Regions from separate parts of the Homo sapiens genome. Here region 2 is linked to region 1. A link is an interaction called in ENCODE POLR2A ChIA-PET data of the cell type or tissue named here. Cell type or tissue: OCI-LY7. All regions are shown on one strand. Each heading gives the region's core, and the rest is flanking DNA. Links, peaks and the distances in the headings are about the cores only. Region 1 overlaps KLF2-DT (KLF2 divergent transcript). Region 2 overlaps EPS15L1 (epidermal growth factor receptor pathway substrate 15 like 1).

What was found. ChIA-PET counts read pairs that join two places held together with the same protein. Peaks named below come from ENCODE experiments on the same cell type or tissue, not always from the same donor. Only the 100,000 strongest peaks of a DNase experiment are listed, where the experiment ranks them.
Region 2: POLR2A ChIA-PET joins it to region 1 with 9 read pairs; 9 of 35 experiments call an interaction of 5 or more read pairs at or near these places.

Annotation. Positions count from the first base shown.
Region 1 is chr19:16,299,202-16,309,909 of GRCh38, forward strand. The region is part of intron 1 of KLF2-DT (KLF2 divergent transcript); the gene reads right to left. Among named protein-coding and RNA genes, the nearest start is that of KLF2-DT, 20 kb to the right of the region's middle. RefSeq lists an enhancer at 2,975-3,034 and a silencer at 3,235-3,304. In OCI-LY7, for the core only: no CTCF peak of the experiment used is centred there; DNase peaks (open chromatin) are centred at 2,990, 3,300 and 3,926; H3K4me3 peaks cover 1,011 bases; H3K27ac peaks cover 3,028 bases.
Region 2 is chr19:16,370,202-16,380,909 of GRCh38, forward strand. EPS15L1 (epidermal growth factor receptor pathway substrate 15 like 1) reads right to left here. Exons shown (of 24, transcript NM_001258374.3): 22 at 6,921-7,053. Among named protein-coding and RNA genes, the nearest start is that of KLF2, 51 kb to the left of the region's middle. RefSeq lists enhancers at 1,522-1,691, 1,832-1,901, 5,543-6,044. In OCI-LY7, for the core only: CTCF peaks have their summits at 6,649 and 6,849; a DNase peak (open chromatin) is centred at 6,640.

The sequences.
Region 1 (10,708 bases), core at 2,028-7,027:
TAGGGGTGTGGATTGCTTGAGGCCAGGAGTTTGAGACCAGCCTGGGCAACATGGCAAAACCCCGTCTCTACAAAAAAATACAAAAATTAGCCAGGCATGGTGGTGCACACCTGTAATCCCAGCTACTCGGGAGGCTGAGGGATGAGAATCACTTGAACCCAAGAGGTGGAGGTTACAGTGAGCCGAGATCACTCCATTGCACTCCAGCCTGGGCGACAGAGTGAGACTCTGACTCAAAAAAAAAAAAAAATGGTTAAGATGAATTTTAATAAATGTTATGTATGTTATTTTACCATTCAGGGGGTTGTCTTTGTTTTGTTTTAGAGACAGGGTCTCACTATGTTGCCTGGGCTGGAGCACAGTGGCACTGTACCGTACAGGACACCCTGTGATATGGTTCGTAGTCTCCAGGGGGGGAGAGAAGAATGACATTACTCCCAATATCGTGGGGAGTGTCCACCCCCCTGTGATATTGTTCATAATATCCAGTCCCCCCTCAATATTACACACGGTATCACGGGGAAGTGTACACACCCTACACACCCCCTGCGATATTGAGGGTACTATCATCTTGTCACTTCCTGGGCTCAGTGGCTCACACCTGTAATCCCAGTATTTTGAGAGGTGGAGGCAAGGGAATCACTTGAAGTCCAGGAGTTCAGGACCAACCAGGGCAACATGGAGTGCCCTCTGCCCTCCCCACCAAAAAATAAAAATAAATTAGCTAGGTGTGGTTGCTAATTATTAATATTATGTGTGATATCACAGGGGGGTGTACACACTCCCTGTAACATTGGGGGTACCATCATTCTGTCCCCCCTTTGATATGACGCACAATATCACTTGAGGGTGTACACACCCCCTACAATATTGGGAATACTATCATCCTGTCCTCCCCTGGATATTATGACCAGTATCACAGAGGGGTGTACATGCCCCCTGCGATATTGGGGGTACTATCATCCTGTCCCCCCCTGTATATTATGACTGGTATTATGGGGGGTGTACACGCCCCCTGCGATATTGGGGGTACTATCATCCTGTCCCCCCCGTATGACTGGTATTACAGGGGGGTGTACACGCCCCCTGCGATATTGGAAGTACTATCATCCTGTCCCCCCATCTATATTATGACTGGTATTACAGGGGGGTGTACACGCCCCCCGCGATATTGGGGATACTATCATCCTGTCCCCCCTGTATATTATGACTGGTATTACAGGGGGGTGTACACGCCCTCTGCGATATTGGGGGTACCATCATCCTGTCACGCCCTGTATATTATGACTGCTATTACAGGGGGTGTACACGCCCCCTGCGATATTGGGGGTACTATCATCCTGTCATGCCCTGTATATTATGACTGGTATTACAGGGGGTGTACACGCCCCCTGCGATATTGGGGATACTATCATCCTGTCCCACCCTGTATATTATTACAGGGGCGTGTACACACCCCAGTGACATTGGAGGTGTGATCATCCTGTCCCCCTTTGTATATTACACGTGCCATCACAGGGGGTGTACACAGTGGCATCACAGCTCACTGCAGCCTGGATCTCCCGCCTCAGCCCCCCAAGTAGCTGGGACTACAGGCGTGAGCAACCACACCTAGCTAATTTATTTTTATTTTTTGGTGGGGTGGGCAGAGGGCACTCTATGTTGCCCAGGCTGGTCCCAAACTCCTGGTCTTCAAGTGATTCCCCTGCCTCCCTCTCCCAAAATACTGGGATAACAGGCGCGAGCCACTGAGCCCAGCTCACCTTAATTTTTTTGTTGTTGTTTAAAACAAAAATCAATGCATACAGGCTGGGTACTAGTTATTTGGACAACTAGTCTCAAACTCCTGGGCTTTAGCCTGTAATCCCAAAACCCCATCTCTACAAAAAATACCAATAAAATTGGCCAGGTGTGGTGGTGCACAAATGTATTCCCAACTACTCGGGAGGCTGAGGTGGGAGGATCGCTTGAGCCTAGGAGGCCGACGTTGCATTGAACCAGATCACGCCATTGCCCTTCAGCCTGGGCAACAGAGAGAGAGGAGACTCCGTCTTAAAAAAAAAAAACAACAACAACAACAAAAAAAACGGCTGAGCACGGCCGCTCACGCCTGTAATCCCAGCACTTTGCGAGGCTGAGGCGAGCGGATCGCCTGAGGTCAGGAGTTAGAAATCAGCCTGGCCAACATAGTGAAACCCTGTCTCCACTAAAAATACAAAAAAATTAGCTGGATGTGGTGGCAGGCACTCCCAGCTACTCGGGAGGCTGAGGCAGGAGAATCGCTTGAACCCAGGAGGCGGAGGTTGCAGTGAGCCGAGATCGCACCACTGCACTCCAGCCTGGGCAACAAGAATGAAACTCCATCTCAAAAAATAAAAAAATAAAGCCAGGCTCAGTGGCTCACAACACCTCTAAGCCCAGCACTTTGGGAGGCCGAGGCGGGTGGATCACCTGAAGTCAGGAGTTCGAGACCAACCTGGCCAACATGGTGAAACTCCATCTCTACTAAAAATATAAAAATTAGCCAGGCATGGTGGCCTATGCTGTAATCCCAGCTACTCAGGAGGCTGAGACAAGAGAATCCCTTGAACCCGGGAGGCAGAGGTTGCAGTAAGCCGAGATGGTGCCACTATACTCCAGCCTGGGCGACAGACCAAGAAGACTCTGCCTCAAAAAAAAAAAAAAAAAAAAAAACAACAACAATGGGAAGCCTCTGAAACTCCCCTTCCCCAGGGGTCTCCGGGGGTCTCCACACTCCTCGGCTGAGTCAGCCTTCCTCCTGCAAACAGCCCAGGGTTCACCAAGTGTACAAGGCTGTCGTGGGCCCCATGCCCCTTCTCGCCACAGGCTTGTGCAGGCACGGGGCCGTCCCCGCTTGATTGCTAGGGGTTTAGCCAATATTTTCTTACGGGGCGCCCTTGCTGGGACACAGGTGCAAGTGTGACATCGTGGGCTGTGAGTCAGGCCTTGGCACTCCTTGCACGGCCGGCCGGCATGAGTCAGGCTGCATTTGCCCACTGTTCCTGTCTTTTCTCTTGTTCTGAACACCGCATGTGCCAGGCCTTCTGTGGGTCATCAGTCATTATTTTGGGTATGCAGCGCAGATCACTCAGGGACAGACTTCTCTGGGTCAGGGGAGCTGGGACTTTACTTATCAAATTGCAAATGTCCAACATACCCCATGCAGAACCAGTGACACGGAGAGAGGTTTCCATCCCAGGGCTGGGGTCGGGGAGGGTGTCGAACACCCAGTACAGCCCCCAGGGTTTCCTAGAAATGCAAATCACAGCTCTGAAGTGCAGCCTGGCCTCTTATGGTTAGACACAGGTTCACACCTGAGAAAGCTTGGCAACGTCTAGAGACATTTTTGGTCCTCACGACTCGGGGAGGCGCGTCGGGGGAATGCTATTAATTGTGGGTTTTGCCATTAAAAAAAAAGTAATGGCAAGGGCCAGGCGCGGTAGCTCACGCCTGTAACCCAGCACTTTGGGAGGCCGAGGCGGGTGGATCACCTGAGGTCAGGAGTTCTAGACCAGCCTGGCCAGTATGGTGAAACCCTGTCCCTACTAAAAATACAAAAATCATGGCCGGGCGCGGTGGCTCACGCCTGTAATCCCAGCACTTTGGGAAGCTGAGGCAGGTCGATCACGAGGTCAGGAGATCGAGACCATCCTGGCGAACACTGTGAAACCCCGTCTCTACTAAAAATACAAAAAAAATTAGCCAGGTGTGGTGGCGGGCGCCTATAGTCCCAGCTACTCCGGAGGCTGAGGCAGGAGAATGGCATGAACCCAGGGGGCGGAGCTTGCAGTGAGCGGAGATCACGCCACTGCACTCCAGCCTGGGCAACAGAGCGAGACACCATCTCAAAAAAAAAAAAAAAAAGTACGAAAATCAGCCAAGCATGATGCCGCGCACCTGTCATCCCAGCCACTGGGGAGGCTGAGGCAGGAGAATCGCTTGAACCCAGGAGGCGGAGGTTGCAGTGAGCCGAGACTGCAGCACTGCACTCCAGCCTGGGCGACGGCATAAGATTCCATCTCAAAAAATAATAATAATAATAATGGCAAGAACGGCAATGACTTTTGCACCAACCTAATAGTATCTGGTGGGTGCAGGCCAGGGATGCTACAATGCACGGGATGGCCTCTGCCACACAGATAATCCGGCCTCAAGTGCTGAAGTTGGGAAATCCTGCTTACCAGCCCCTGAAGAGTCCATTTCTCATCTCATGCCGGCTTACCCCCTACCACCTTTTTTTTTTTTTTTTTTGAGACAGTCTGGCTCTGTCCCCCAGGCTGGAGTGCAGTGGCACAGTCTTGGCTCACTGCAACCTCCGCCTCCCTGGTTCAAGTGATTCTCCTGCCTCAGCCTCCTGAGTAGCTGGGATTACAGGCGCGCACCACCACGCCCAGCTAATTTTTGTATTTTTAGTAGAGACGGGGTTTCGCCATGTTGGCCAGGCTGGTCTCGAACTCCTGACCTCAGGTGATCTGCCTGCCTAGAGCTCCCAAAGTGCTGGTATTACAGGTGTGAGCCACCGCGCCTGGCCTAAATAATTTTAAAATAGGTCAGTTGACAGTCTTCAGGCGGCAAGTTAGAGAAACACATGCAGGCAGATGCATGCTTGTTTGAGGCTGTAAAGTGTCCACATTGGGAAACTGGGGAGAAGATAGGAGAACTATGTAGGGGCTCTAGGTTCTGCAGCTGGCAATATTCTTCTATGTCCACTTCCTCCCATTAAAATTCGGCCTCCAGCCAAGTGGCCAGTGTCTGGGATATGTTATTGTGTCTGGCTCTGAGGAACTGGAACTCCTTCCAGTTCTTGAAGATACTTGGGGAGGGAAGATGCTTGGGGAGCATTTGTTTGGCTCCCCAGCCATAATGCACAGTATTGGCATGACTGGGGGTATGGATGGGGACACTGGGCATCCCCGATATGATGTGATGAGGAGGGCATGCTCCCGTCTTCTTCCCCAAACCCCACAATTCCTGTCTAACCACAAGAAAATGTCAAACACAGATTGGGGTACACTTGGATGCCCTGGGGGGGGACCGGCCAGCACTCTTTAAGACTGCCAAAGTCAGCCAGGCACGGTGGCTCATGCCTATAATCCCAGAATTTTGGGAGGCTAAGGCAGGTTGATCACCTGAGGGCAGGAGTTCAAGACCAGCCTGACCAACAGATGAATCCCCCTCCCTACTAAAACACACAAAAAAGTAGGTGGGTATGGTGGGTGGGCGCCTGTAATCCCAGCTACTCGGGAGGCTGAGGCATGAGAATCACTTGAGCCCAAGAGGCAGAGGCAGAGGTTGCAGTGAGCTGAGATGGTGCCACTGCATTCCAGCCTGGGCAAGAAGAGCGAAACTCCATCTCAGAAAAAAAAAAAAAAAAAGACTGACAAAGTCTCTCACACCTGTAATCCCAGCACTTCAGGAGGCCAAGGCAGGAGGATCACTTGAGTCCAGGAATTCAAGACCAGCCTGGACAACATAGCAAGACCCCATCTGCACAAAAAGTTTAAAAAAATACCCAAGCATATGGCACACACCTATGGTCCCTGCTACTCAGGAGGCTGAGGTGGAAAAATCACTTGAGCCCAGGAGCTTGAGGCTGCAGTGAGCTGCGATCAAGTTACTGCACTTCAGCCTGAGCAACAGAGTGAGAGCCTGTCTAAAAAAAAAAAAAAAAAAAAAAAAAAAAAAAAACGGGCCAAGCACAATGGCTCAGGTCTGTAATCCCAGTACTTTTCAAGGCTGAGGCGGGCAGATCACTGGAGGTCAGGAATTTGAGACCAGCCTGGCCAACACGGTGAAACCCCATCTCTACTAAAAATACAAAAATTAGCCGAGTGTGGTTGTGGATGCCTGTAATCCCAGCTACTCGGGAGGCTGAGGTGGGAGAATCGGTTGAACCCAGGAGGCGGAGGTTGCAGTGAGCTGAGATTGCGCCACTGCACTGCAGCCTGGGCAACAAGAGTGAAACTCCGTCTAAAAAAAAAAAAAAAGAAAAAAAAAAACAACAAGAGATTGAACACTGCTGAGGTCATGAAAAACAAGGAAAGACTAAGAAACCATCACAGACCAGAGGAGATCAGGGAGGAACGGGGGCTAAATAAGGTGAAGGATCCTGGAAGAGAGGGAGGACATTTGTGGGAACATTGGTGACATCCACATAGAATGTCTGGAGTTTAGTTGATAGCATCATTGTCCCAGCATTAATTTCTTAGTTTCACCAAATGTACTGAGGTAGGGAAAGATGTCAACATCAGAGGAAGCTGGTGGAAGGGGACATGGGAGTGCTGCATAGCCTCTTTGCAACTTTCCTGCCATTAAACTGATTCCAAAATAAAACACTTATAAGACGTTTATTTTACAACTCATGCCAGGTGCAGTGGCTCACACCTGTAATCCCAATGCTTTGGGAGGCCAAGGCAAGAGGACTCCTTGAGTTCAGGAGTTTGAGTCCAGCCTGGGCCACACAGCAAAATCACATCTCTACAAAAATTACAAAAATTAGCCGGGAGTGATGGCATGTACCCGTAGTCCCAGCTACTTGAGGGGTCGCGATGGGAGGATCGTTTGAGCCCGGAAGGTCAAGGTTACAGCCTGGGCAACAGAGTGAGACCCTGTCTCAAAAAAAAAAAATAAAAAAAAGTAAGCTAAGAAGGGAGACATAAGCAGCAATATTGGAACTTACCCATACTTAAATAAAAAAATCCTTCCCTATCTGAAATGTATTTATTTATGATTATTTTTTAGACAGGGCCTCACTCTGTTGCCTAGGCTGGAGTGCAGTGGTGTGACCATGGCTCATTGCAGCCTTGACCTCCTGGGCTCAAGCAATCCGGCTGAGTAGCTGGGACCACAGGCACGAGCCACCATGCCCGGATAATTTTTTTTTTCTTTTTTTGAGATGGAGTTTTGCTTTTGTTGCCCAGGCTGCAGTGCAATGGCACGATCTTGGCTCACCGCAACCTCCACCTCCCGGGTTCAAACGATTGTCCTGCCTCAGTCTCCCTAGTAGCTGGGATTACAGGCAGATGCCACGACGCCCAGCTAATTTTTATATTTTTAGTAGAGATAGGGTTTCACCATGTTGGTCAGGCTGGTTTCGAACTCCTGACCTCAGGCAATCCACCTGCCTCGGCCTCCCAAAGTGCTGGGATTACAGTCATGAGCCACCATGCCCGGCCTCCCGGATAATTTTTAAAAAATTTTTTGTGGCTAGGCGCAGGGCTCACGCCTGTAGTTTTAACACTTTAGGAGGCCGAGGTAGATGGATCACCTGAGGTCAGGAGTTCGAGAACAGCCCGGCCAGCATGGTGAAACCCCGCCCCGCCTCTACTAAAAATACAAAAATTAGCAAGGCGTGGTGGTGGGCGCCTATACTCCCAGCTACTCGGGAGGCTGAGGCAGCAGAATCGCTTGAACCCGGGAGGTGGAGGTTGCAGTGAGTCGAGATTGCACCACTTCACTCCAACCTCGGCGACAGAGACTGTATCAAAAAAAAAAAAATTTTGTTGAGATAAGGTCTTGCTGTGCTTCCCAGACCGGTCTCAAACTCCTGGGCTCAAGCGATCCACTCGCCTTGGCCTCCCAGAGTGCTGGGATTCCAGGCACGAGCCACTGCACCTGGCCTCTATCTGAAATTTACATTTAAGTGGGGGGTCCTGTGTTTCAGCCCAAAACTCTAGTCTAGGCGGTAGAAAGGACCCAGTGGGCTGGGGGTGGGGCCCAGAGTCAGCACCCGGCTCTGGATCTGGCACCTGGGTGGCAGGGGTTCCATTAACTGAGGTGGGAAACAGAGGCCGGAGTGGAGGGGGGATAATGAGCTCATTTTACAGCAGCTGCTAATGGCTCTTAATAATGATGGTGATGACGATAATTGCACCTCCCCCACAGCATAAATCTTGCTCCACCCGGGCTGGTTTTGGACTCCTCTGGCTCCTTACCCGGCCTGGGAACCTGAGGGGCATCGAGCCAGACTCACGCCCGCGTCCCCCGCCACGCCTAGCCCTGGTGTGGAACTGCACAGATGCCCCCACTGTCCCCTCCCGCCGTCCCGAGTTCCCTGGGGTTGCTATTAAGAAACCTGTGACCTGGAAGCTCCCTCCTGGCTTCAAGTCTTCCTGCCTTTGCTTCGAGTCGTCCTGCCTTTCAACACTGAACCAATGTAGTTCTTACATATATTGACTGATGTCTCCTGTCTCCCTAAATGTCCAAGACTAAGCTGTGCCCCGACCACCTTGGACACATGTCATCAGGACCTCCTGAGTCTGTGTCATGGACGGGCATCCCCAACCTTGGCAAAATAAACTTTTTCTTTTTTTTTTTTTTGAGACAGAGTCTCTGTCTGTCACCCAGGCTAGAGTGCAGTGGCACGATCTCGGCTCACTGCAACCTCTGGCTCCTGGGTTCAAGTGATTCTTCTGCCTCAGCTTCCCGAGTAGCTGGGATGACAGGCACCCAGCTAATTTTTGTATTTTTAGTAGAAACGGGGTTTCACCATGTTGGTCAGGCTGGTCTCGAACTCCTGACCTCAGGTGATCCGCCCGCCTCGGCCTCTCCAAGTGCTGGGATTACAGGCATGAGCCACCATGCCCGGCCGCAAAATAAACTTGCTAAATTAACTAAGAACTGTCTCAAATTTTCGGGGTTCACAGTGGCTTCCAACAACGGAAACGTGTTCTCTCACAGTCCTGGAGGTCCCAAGTCGAAGGCTGACAGGTGAGTTTCTTCTGGGGACCTTGAAGGAGGGGAGGGACAGGGGGCTAAGGTGACTCCCAAGGTGGCAGGTGGATCGTAGTCCCAGCTACTCAGGAGGCTGAGACAGGAGAATCACTTGAACCTGGCAGGCGGAGGTTGAAATGAGCCGAGGTCACGCCACTGCACTCCAGCCTGGGCAACAGAGCAAGACTCCATCAAAAAAAAAAAAAAGTGTCAGAGGAATGCAAACAAATCCTTACACACACACACACACACACACACACACACACTCACAATAGCCCCAAGGTGGAAGCAAATCAAGTGTCCATCAACAGGCAAATGGACCGAAACAATGTGGTCCATCCACAATATGGAATATTATTCAGCCATGAAAAGGAAGCACTGACCCATGCTTCAGCATGGATGAACCCCGAAAACACGATGCTGAGAGAAGCCAGACACAAAGGCCACATAGCGTGAGATTCCATCTGAGTGAAATGCCCAGAATAGGCAACTCCATACAGCCAGGAAGCAGATGGGTGGTTGCCAGGGACTGGGGAAGGGGAATGGGGAGTGACTGCTGATGGGGACAGGGTCTCCTTTTGTGGGGATGAAGATGTCCTGGGACTAGTCAGAGGTAGTGGCTGCACAACACTGGGAATGCGCTAAATGCCACCAAATTGTACATTTAAAAATGGCTACCTTTGGCCGGGCCTGGTGGCTCACCTCTGTAATCCCAGCACTTTGGGAGGCAAAGGTGGGAGGATCACTTGAGCCCAGGAGTTTGAGACCAGCCTGGGCAACATGGTGAGACCCATCTCTACAAAACATTTAAAAATTAGCCAGGCATAGTGGCACGCGCCTGTAGTCCCAACTACTTAGAAGGTTGAGGTGGGACGATTGCTTGAGCCTGGGAGGTCGAGGCGAGCTATGATCACACCACTGCATTCCAGTCTGGGCAAGAGGCGAGACCCCCCATCTCTAAAAATATAAAATAAAATTGGCCGGGCAAAGTGGCTCATGCCTATAATTGCCAACACTTTGGGAGGCTGAGGCGGGTGAATCACCTGAGGTCAGGAGTTTGAAACCAGCCTGGCCAACATGGTGAAACCCCGTCTCTACTAAAAATCCAAAAGTTAGCCAGGCGTGGTGGCAGGCGCCTGTAATTCCAGCTACTCAGGAGGCTGAGGCAGGAGAATCACTTGAACCCGGGAGATGGAGGTTGCAGTGAGCCAAGATCATGCCACTGCACTCGGGCCTGGGTGACAGAGTGAGATTCCGCCTCAAAAAATAAAATAAAATTTAAAAATGGCTAACTTTATGTTATGTGAATTCCACCTCAATTTTTTAAAAAATGAAAATGCGAAACAAATGGAAAGAGAAGATATTTACACTCCATTTTCCAAGGAAATTGTTACAGGCACCCAGAAACACCCAGTCACCTAAAAGATGTGGAATTTTACAAATACACTTCAAGCATGTTAAATGGAGTCCTTCGGTGACTTACCCCTTCCGTGTAAGATTTACCTCTTACATGAAGAGTTTCTCTTCATGATAGCTGTCATTATTAATAATATATAATGACATAATTGCTTAACAACATCATTATGATTTTCCACCCCAATTATGAGGCTGAAGGGCATCAGGCTGAAGCACTGAAATTACAAGGCAAGTCAGAAGTCTGCTCCCACAAAAAGAGCTCCCCAGGATCCCAAAATGTGGGGCTCAAACTCAACCACTGTCCCCCTGGCCCTGGGCCTCCCCACTCTCCCCATCAAAATGGACCCATTCCTGCTCCAGGCACCAATTCTGCTGAACACAGAAGACACAGGAAGCCATCTGCTTCCTGGCTGTATGGAGTTGCCTGTTCTGGGCATTTCACACAGATGGAATCTCACACTACGTGGCCTTTGTGTCTGGCTTCTCTCAACATCATGTTTTTGGGGTTCATCCATGCTGTAGCATGGGTCAGTGCTTCCTTCCTTTTCATGGCTGAATA
Region 2 (10,708 bases), core at 3,858-8,857, 73 kb after region 1:
CCCCATTGCCCGAGTGCATGTGATATTTTGCAGTTAGCAGTGGCAGGCAAGGGGCGCGCTGACTCAGGGCTTTGAATAGGAGAGATGAAAGATGAGGGGCCATGTTCACCCCGCCAGAAAAGCAGGGAGGCGGTGCCCAGAGCTGCACCCAGAGCCCCCTTCTGAGGCGTCTGCCCCAGCCCTCACCTCCCTCAGGTGCCAAGCAAGGGGTTGAGGTGTCCTGGAGGCAGGTACACCCGATGTCCCCAGGGCGATGGCTCCCGTCTGTTCACACCTATACTCAGATGCTGGGGTGGGAGCCCAGCCACTCTAGGCCTGCACCCCACCCTGCAGCCCCCCAGGCCTCAGCATTTGCACCCCACTGAACACCAGATGATAATCGAGTCACACGACACTCCCTGGATCCGCCTCTGGGTACAGTGTGCCCAGGAAGGCAAATGCTTCTATTTTCAAACTCAGTGGTCTTTACAGAACAGAAAGTGCTCCAAACGGCAATCTGCCTGCAGTCAGTTTAAACATACAAGGCTGACATTCCTCCCTCTCAGAGTGGGACCGTTCCTTGGCACCGTCAGCAGGTCCCACCCAGCCCTAAGACAGACCTTCCAGAGGGCTCAGACGGAAGCTCTGAAGCTTCCTTGAACACAGCAGTGCTGGGGGATGGGGGGCGTGGGCAGGAAAGAGGGACTCCACCTGGTTGGCCGTTTTAGGCTCCTTGGGACCCCCTCCCCATCCTGGCTGGCAGGCAAGTGCCAGAATTTTCCAGGCCCCTTGAGATGGTGGAACCACTTGTCCCATTGTAGAATTTCACATGTACCCACCGGATTATCTCTCTGAGATCATCGTGGGAACGAAATTGAAGTAGTTAAGTTCAAGGCTGAGGTGCTAACCGCAGGGTTCAAATGGAGATGCCATTTTTAAAGTGGATCTTGTGCAATCAACAAAAGGTTTTGGGACCCACATGGGCACATGATGGGGAGAGGTCACTGAGCCCTGGTTTCGATGTTGGCCTGGCATTTCAGAGAAGTGGGAGAGCTGGCAGCACTTAGGACCTCAGGGCTTCCTCGGTGGCTGCATCCTGTGTGGCACCCCCGGCAGGGAGGTCAAGAACTCACGGCCACCCTGGGTGGATGCCACACACAGGTACGGGAGGGGCTTGTTTGCAAGGGGAAGAATGACTTTTGTCTTCTTCTTTTGTTGAGAGAGCTGCTCAAATCAAACAGGACAGCCGCTGGTTAAACTTAGGTAAAAGCTGTTCGTTAGTGCAACTGTGGGGAGGGGGCGAAAAGACATGCTCATCACCATCACCTATGCGGCTTTGTTTAGGAGGTGAAAAGGTCATTAGCAGTAATAAAATAATCATTAAATTGGGGAGAGGTTAAAGGTGACTGGCTGGTTAGCGGTAGAACTGCGCTGGCTGGTGTCACCGGGCGCTGCAGGCAGGAACCGCAACGCAGGGCCGCGCTGGCAGGAAGTGGCAAGGGTGGGGCCGGTCGCAGGATCCCACTATCGCAGCAGGGCTGAGGCCCAATCACTGACACCCACACAGCCGTTTCCTGCACTTAAAAAAAAAATCTGTTTCTCTCTTTGCAAATCAACAACTTTTACCTAGAAACTCTTCAGCGGTGAGCTCTGACTGATCTTGATCTCCGGTCCGTTGCAGAAAATATACCATTGTTTACCTGGGGGAGGTGTGTGCCACGGCTAACTTTAACCTAACTCTAACTGACAGGTTTCGGCAGCCTGCCGGGTCTGTGCTGCATCTGCCTGAAAGAAACCAGTTTCTTCTGCCCAAAACAGACACCTGCTGGTTATTTAATACCTTGATACACCTTTCTTGAAAAGACCTCCAGGCAAGAAGAACTTAGTGCCCACACCAAAGCTCCATGCATGCCCCAGGAGATGGCCCTTGGTGGTCCCCAGAGTGCACTTTCTGGCTTAGATGGAGACAGAACTGAGTATGTGGCCTTGAGGGCAGATGGCCAACTGTGGGCTACTCAGCTGTACGCTGTGACCGGAACTCTCCCTCGAGGAACCTCTGCAGGTTCCCAGGTGGAGGGGTCCACCTGTGACTGTCCAGGTCAACACCTGTCTGCCCGTGCACCCACACTGCATGCCAGCCACACCAAATGTCAATTTCACCTCAATTGACCTTTAAACAAAATAAGACAAGCAGCTCCCACGGAATTTGAAAACTGCAGCCTCTAGAACACAAGAGATGGCACCAAAGCCACACGTGACTCAGACCCAAACTCACATTTGGTCCTGTATGAGCGATGACCCACAGAGGACGCTGGAGCCCTCTTTGAAGTTCAACTCCCTGCACGCTTTTTTTAACGGAAAAGATTTCCACTAAACTGTGACCTCACAGGGAGAAAAGGGCCCAATTAATGACTCCCAGAATGTGTGCAGCCACCTCAGCTGCCCAGCCTGTCTTTCCTGGAAAAGGTGCCCATATGGCAGAAGCCTGCGTCCCGGTCCCTGTGCCGCAGGGTGGGGATGGGGGCTACAGACCACATACAGCACGTCACCGTGCAAGGCGCTTCACCCACACACCCACCTGCTAGGCCTGAGTGGGTCCCATGGTCAGGCAGGAAAACTGAGGCTCAGGGAGGTTAAGTGACCCACCCGGGGCCTCCCTTTCCTCCAATGTCCAGAAACCAGCCTGATCAAGCAGTCCCCTGGATTCTAGCAGAATTGGCTGCCCAGAGGACAGAAGGAAGCGGCCTCAGTTCTCCTGTCCTGGCCTCACACATCAGCCATTTCCTGGCACAGAGGCCTAGCAGGGTTCTAGAAACCTCTGGGTGCCCTGGGATGGACAAACCCTGGATGGGAGCATGGGACATCAGACATGTTCCATGTGCCAGGCGGAGAGATGACAGAAAAGCTTGTTCCTTCATTGTGATTTCCATGAGTGCAGGTGTCAACGCTGTGTGCATGTTTAAGACTGCCCACTGGACAGCCTATGGGTCCTTCAGACTTTTTGTCAGTCTGTCTATCTCCACCAGCTCAAGGCTCGACCGCCAGGCTCACAGGGGGTCGCATTTCACCTTCCTCCTCACTCAGCCACGCTGGGACCCACGCATCTCGCGCAAAGCCCCAGCATCTGGGAAGCCCTGGGGTGGCCAGGGGAAGGCGGCCGTCACTGTGTGCTGGCCGTGTGGTCTCCCTGAGCAGAAAAAGCCTGGGGTAGCAAGAAAGGCAGAAAGGCTTTTTTTGGTTTGTTTGTTTGTTTTAAGAAAACATAAAGTCCAGCAGTTTGAAAACGTTGGACTTTATGCTTAAAAAAAAAAAAAAAAATTCACAGATTAGCTTCACTATCTTCTGTCTTAAAGAAGCCAAGAAAACAAGAGATCTGCCTTGTGTCTTCCTGGCGAACTTTCTGAGCACGACTTCACCCGACACTCATCTGCTGACCGCTCTTGCCCATAACCAGAGGCCTCCTGGGCTGCACGTGGGTCTGTGCCGTGTGGCCAGGAACCGGGAAGGGAATTGTACAGAGCCCGGCTCTGATTCCCTTGACCAGAGAGCAAGGGTAGGGCAAGCATCTTCCTTTGCAATTCCCCAAAGAGCCAAACACTTCTCCCCAACATGTGACTCACCAAAGGTCAACCACTGGGTCAACTCAGTGTTTGGACTGTTAGAGGTTAGTACGGAATCACAGCACAAATAATGCTGCAAGCTCAAACGGCAACCACCACACGGTCTGTACCTACCACCCAGCAGCGAGTACAATGCAGAATTTTTCTGTTCAGCCATTGCTTCTGGGTAAAAGAATCAAATGAGAAATATTTAGGCCTCCACACAGATCTGCAGTTGCTCCGGACTTAAAATGCTGCGCGTGCATTGGCTGTTTTAGAGAATGTTCTGAAGCTCATGGCTTGGTTCTCGTTACTCCTGTCTTGGGGCAGGAGGCAGGTCACTGGGTGTAGACCTGGCCCTGCTGCCACCTTGCTGTGTGACCTTGGGGAGCCCCCATGACCTCCCTCCCCGCCTTTCCTCTTCCAGGAAATGGGCATGGCCTGGCCTGTCTCCCTCACGGGTCTTGCTGGGACCTAGTGAGATAAGAACTGTTCAAGCACTTCCTAAGGGCCCATCAATGTTAATATATTTCTGCAGAGCACCGAGTGGCACAGCAACCATCAACCACAGCAGAACAAAGATGCAGTGGCCTGTGCCACGAGTAAAGGAGCCCAGGACCCCCTGGGTCTCAAATTGTGCAACAGCTCCCTAAAAAGCCTGAACCCTGAAGCCAGGCCCAAGGAAGTCACCCAAACTCCCGTTATCAAACGTTCTACTTTTAACAAGCATTCTTTTCTGCTTTCGAAGCCCACAGTACACTAACAGCAGAAGCCAAGGTGGGGTGGGTAGGCTTGCAGAGGGAGACACGATGGGAGGTGATAACTGAGGGAAAGTTCAAAAGCAGACCCAGCGCCGGGTTTAGGTACGTGGGGAGGCGGGGGTGGCGGTTTCCATGAAACACTGAAAATGAAGCTTTGCACCTGTGAGCTGTTGAGTGGGATGGCTCCTCCTCAGGGCCCAGCAAATACGGCACTGCTCGGCAAGTGTGTGCACCCATATGAGAATACGTGCACATGTGTGTAAATGTGTGTACACGTATGTAAGCACAGAGTGTGCATGCCCGGGTGTGTATGAGCACACACGCACGCATATGTGTGTGCACGTTTGCATGCATGCATTATGCAATATCTGTGTAATGCTCACCTGTATTCATGTATATGTTCACATGTGAATATGTGCATGTCTCAATGAATGCATGCACATATATAAGCATGGAGGGTGTGCATGCCCAGCTGTTATCTATGAGAGCATGTGTGTGTGCAGGCATGCACAATGCAGTATGTGAGTGCATGCTGCTCATCTCTATGCATGCATGTGTGTACTGACAAGAGAATATGCACACATGTCCACAGATGCATATAAGCATGGAGAGTGTGCACGGAGGGGTGCATGGGAGAGTGCGTGTGTGCCTGCATATGCGTACATGCAGGCACATGCGAGAATACTCATGTGATGCAGTATGTATGTGAATGCATGCTCACCTGTATGCATGTGTGTTCATGTGCAAACAGGTGCATGCATGCATGTGTCTGCAGGCGTGGAGGATGTGTGTACACAGGGTACACATGTGCATGCAAGAGCATACACGTGTACGTGCACATACATGCATAAAAATACATGGCCGCACGTGGGAATGTGCACATGCATGTGTGCCAGCTGTGTGCATGCATTGTGATTATGCATATATGTGTGTGTGTGTGTGTGTGTGTGTGTGCTTCTGCTCCCATCTTTTAGGCAGAGTGAAGAGGCCCACTGCCGTTCCATCAGGAAGCCAACAAGGATCCCTGAAGAGCCACTGCCTCTGTGTAAGGCACAGGTGGCCTCTTGCAGATGGAAGGGAGTCCCTTTGTTGTTTTGTTTTTCCTCCTGATGGTAAATGTCTTTGATGTGTGGCTTACAGAAATGATCTCTTTACGCATCTGTATCTGCTCAACAGTTCACAGAAAATCTGCTCTAAATCCACACAGCCCATACTTGGTCATACTTTTTCTCCTGACTCATCCACAAGAAAGCCAACCTGGGCACTGCGGGCTGGGTCCCCATCCTCCTGAGAGAAGGCCATGGCCAGCCCAGGGGACAGGAGGAGAGAGGCGGTGTTCTAAAAATAACTTCCCCTATGTTCACCTCTACTGACAGGTGGCCGAGGTGCAGGACCGAGGGTCACTCGTAACTAGTGAGCTGGGGGCATGCGGAGCCTGCTAGGTCCATTCCAGGACCTGCGATGACACAGGGGCTGCAAAGTGAGGCCAGTGGCAGATTCCAGGGGAGGGGCACGTGTAGGCAGGAGGGTGAGCACCACTTCCCTCGCTGGAGCTGATGGAAAGGGCTCGGGGGCATGCCCTATCTAGGGAAGACAGGTAACAGAAGGCATGATCCTGGGAGTGCGTGGGTCTCCTGTGGCTGCCCACAATTCAGGGACAGTGTGGGGAACAGTCTGCCTGGAGGTTAGAGAATAGGAGGCGTCCCAGACCGGGGCACAGATGGAACAGGCAATGACCGGGTAGATAAATGGATCAGGGAGCTGCAGTGACTCCTTCTGCCACTTGAAGCAATAGCTTTCTGTTTGAGAGTCTGGCCAACTGGCCGCCGGCCTAACTCTGTCATACGAGAGAAATCCCACGTGTGAGTTAAAGGGCTTCAGAATCCTCAGGGGACCCTCGAGGGCCAAGGCTAGGAGACATTGGCAGCACTGGCCATGGGGAAGAGGGGCAGGGCCTGTAGGAAGTCCCCTCCTCAGAGCTGTGCGTTGAGATGCCTGGGCAAGCTGGGGCAGAGGGGAGCCCCGAGCCATCCTGCCTCCTCACATCAGATGCCACCAAGGACAATCTCCCGCTCCCTCCACTCTCAGTCCTGAAGCAGCTGGGAAGGGACTGGACCAAGCAGCGACTCCTGCCACCCTCACCCCCAACAGGCCCTCCCTGAGCACGGACAGGGAGAAGGACGGAAGAGAAGGGGCCAGAGTGGCCACAGGGCTGCCGGCCATGAGTGGCTCCTGAAGTATAGCCAGGGCGTCGGGGTGGCACTGACATGCTCAGGCGGAGGCCGCACGAAGCGCCCCCAGCCACAAGGGGAGCTCTAAGGCCAAGGCTTTGTGCACTCCAATACAGAGCCAGAAGCCCAGGGGCCCACAGGACGGGGCGAGGGCGGGCAGGCAGGAGGCACACACCACGCACATACGGCACTTGCGTGGACCTGGGCAGCTGGGCCGGGGGGACCCTCTTGCTCCCCACACAGGGTCCCACGGCATCTGCTGCTACTCTGGGCTGGTGAGCAGGGAGGCCCTGGTCCCCCGCCATCCGGCACCGGTAGGCGGTGGCTGCGAGAGAAGAAAGCTTACTGACCGCTGGGCGGTTTAGGCCGTGGAGGAGCAGGTTTCTTCGGAGGCAGAGCAGGAGTGTCCTGTTTACTTTTAAAGGGGTCATCTGAGAATCCTGCCCCTCCCAAGGAGGAGGTGAAAGGGCCAGAAGGTGGGGGCTGTAAGAGAGGACATGAAAGAGAGGCAAAAATAGTTGTTAAAACAAAGGTGACGGATGTCCACTGAACAGACGCTCATGCTCCAAGGGCCCTGGCAAGGCCTCCTACCCTCTGGACTGCACAACATGGCCCTGCTTGGACGTGGGGTCTCTTTCAAGCCCCATGCTTTCCTCCACCCTCAACAGCAGGGGCCCTCTGGCCTGTGGGTGATGAGCTGCCCAACATAGGGTGGCAGAGAGCAGTCCCATACCTCCACGGGCTTCTAGCACCAAGGGCATCCCCAGTCACACGAGGCACACTGGGTCTTTCCTGACTCCAGGACTTGGCACATAGGGTCCCTTGGGCCTCCTGCTTACACTTCAGAGACACGCCCCACCCTCACCTGTATGCTGGCTGTGGTGCTTGGCACATGCCCTGGTGTGCCGCCTCCCCACTGAGCTGGCCGGTGTGGTCACTGCCTTCAGTTAGTGATGGACAGCTCCAGGTGCTGGGTCAGCTGGCACCAGACTTTCTTCCTCCATGCCTCTGGGCTGCACATGCAGCACCTCAGGTGGAAGTGCATCCTCACATGCCCGGCCACCCGCACTGGTCAGCATGCCCACGCCACCTCCACTGGGCTCTGACCACCTCTGGCCCGGACCCTCGGTCAGCCTCCATCACACCCATCCACATCCTCCACCCCACACCTGCTGTCTCAAACCCAAATCGGACCATATCCTCCAGCTTAAAGAGAGAGACAGTCAGAGATAGTTATAACAATTGGATAGATGAATGGATGGTGGGTGGGCAGATGGATGGAATGGTAGTTGGATGAATGGATAGACATATATGTGGATTAATGGACGAATGAATGGCGGGTGGGTGGATGGATGGATGGATGGGCAGGTAGAGACAGGGAGGCGGGTGGGTGGTAGACAGGGAGGCAGATATGTGGCGACGTCTTGCAGGTAGGTAGGTAGGTAGGCACTTCCTATAGGGAAGCTCCAAGCTCTCATTAAGGCATGCAGGGACTTCATCGCTGCCCCAGCTGCCTGATTTTTCAGGCTCACCTCTGAAGTCACCCCTCCCCTCACAATGCCTCCTTAGTCCCCAGAACCCACTGACCCCCCAGCCGCTGACTCAGCCTCCTGTTTCCAAGTCCTGCAACACTCAGGTCTCCTGCTGGGGAACTCGGCCCACCTCGTCCACCAGGAACCCCTCTCCTTGCTCAGAGCCTGGCTGGACCCCACTGCCGTCCCCCAGAGCTCTCCCAGGGCTCTCCCTGGGGCTGCTTCCTGCCACCCACGCCTGCACTGCTCACTGAGCCACAGAGACACGCTTCCAGGCCTCTCCCACCTGGAGGGCAAGCACAGTCCTCTCCCCGGCACCTGCTGCCTCCAGGCCTGTGATGAGCAGATACTAAGCGCCGCCACCTGGGGGGATGCTTGTCCCTCACTTGGAGCGCCGGTGAGGCACAGGGGAGCCAGGGTCTCCATCAGCCACAGAAGGGCCAGCATATCTCAGGCGTCTGAGGGAAGGGGCTGGGGTGTCCCAGGAGGGAGAAAATCACTTTCTATGGGCAGAAGAAGGATGAGTAACCACTCTTACTAAAACAGAAAATAATTAAGTCTGTAATAAAATAGAAAATAACTACATTTTTACTAACAGAGGAAACACATTGTTACAAAAATGCAAAATAACTAGGAAATTATAGGACAAAGAGATAACACTGCGACAGGAAACAAAAGGAATGGGCAGAAATAGGGGTAAAAATGATCATGTGTTCCTGGCCGGGCGCACTGGCTCACGCCTGTAATCCCAGCACTTTGGGAGGCCGAGGCGGGCAGATCACGAGGTTAGGAGATCAAGACCAGCCCAGCTAATACGGTGAAAAACCCCATCTCTACTAAAAATACAAAAAATTAGCCGGTCGTGGTGGCGGGCGCCTGTAGTCCCAACTACTCGGGAGGCTGAGGCAGGAGAATGGCGTGAACCTGGGAGGCGGAGCTTGCAGTGAGCTGAGATCCCGCCACAGCAGCACTCCTGGGCAACAGAGCGAGACTCCATCTCAAAAAATAAAAAAAATTAAAAAAGATCATGTGTTCCTCCAAGAGCATAGAAGAGAAAGATCAGAGTGGGGCAGAGGTGGAGGGAGGGGCCGGGGGTCTTTAACTTTCTCCCCAGCAGGGAAGGCCTAGAGACAGAGAACAGGTCAAGAGTACAAAGGCACACTCCCAGGGTTTCCCTCGAGAATCTGAATGCAACAGATTGCAGATGTGGGGGAAAAGGTCTACCACCACGTCCAGCAGACAGTCTTAGAGGTATGGCTGCCTCTGCCTCCAGCATCTAGTCACACCGATGCAGCTGACTAAGGCTCCAGCGTCTAGTCACACTGACACGGCCATCTAGGCCTTCAGTGTCTAGTCACACAGACAAGGCCATCTAAGGCTCCAGCGTTTAGTCACACCAATGCAACCATCTAAGGCTCCAGCGTCTAGTCACACAGACGTGGCCGTCTAAGGCTACAGTGTCCAGTCACACCAGTGCAGAGGTCTAAGGCTCCAGTATCTAGTCACACAGATGTGGCCATCTGAGGCTCCAGCATCTAGTCACACAAAAGTGGCTGTCTAAGACTGTAGACTAGCCACACCAATGCAGCCATCTAAGGCTCCAGCACCTAGTCACACAGACACGGCCATCTAAGACTCCAGTGTCTAGTCACATAGACGCGGCTGTCTGAGGCTCTAGCTTCCAGTCACACCAATGCAGCTGTCTAAAGCTCCAGCATCTAGTCACACTGATGCAGCCAGCTAAAGCTCCAGTGTCTAGTCACACAGATGCGGCTGCCAAAGGCTCTGGCATCTGGTTACACAGATGCGGCCGTCTAAGGCTCCGGCATCTAGTCGCACAGACGCAGCCATCTAAGGCTCCAGCATCTAGTCACACAGACGTGGCCGTGTAAGGCTCCAGCATCTAGTCACACCAAAGCGGCCATCTAAGGCTCCAGTGTCTAGTTACAGCAATGCAGCCATCTAAGGCTCCAGCATCTAGCCACACAGACACGGCCACCTAAGGCTCTGGCGTCTAATCACACAGACGTGGTCATTTAAGGCTCTAGCGTCTAGTCACACAGACACAGCCGTCTAAGATTTTAGTGTCCAGTCATGCAGATGCAGCCGTCTAGGCTTCTAGCGTTTACTCATACCAATGCAGCCGTCTAAGGCTCTAGTGTCTAGTCACACAGACATGGCCCTCTAAGGTTCCAGGGTCTACTCACACACACGCAGCCATCTAAGGCTCTAGCGTCCAGTCACACCGACGTGGCCATCTAAGGCTCCAGGGTCTAGTCACACAGACGCAGCCATCTAAGGCTCTAGTCACACTGACACAGTCACACTGACACATCCAGTCACACTGACACAGCTATTTGAGGCTCTAGCTTCCAGTCACACCGATGCGGTCGTCTGAGGCTCTGGCATCTAGTCACACAGATGCGACTCTCTAGGTCTCTACAATTTAGTTGCACAGACATGGCCGTTTAGGCCTCTGGAGTCTAGTCAGAGACGTGGCCACCTGTGTCTCTGGCAGCTAGTTATAGAGATGCAGTCATCTAGGCCTCTAGCATCTAGTTACAGAGATGCATCGATCTGGGCTATTTGCGTCCCGTCACAGAGAT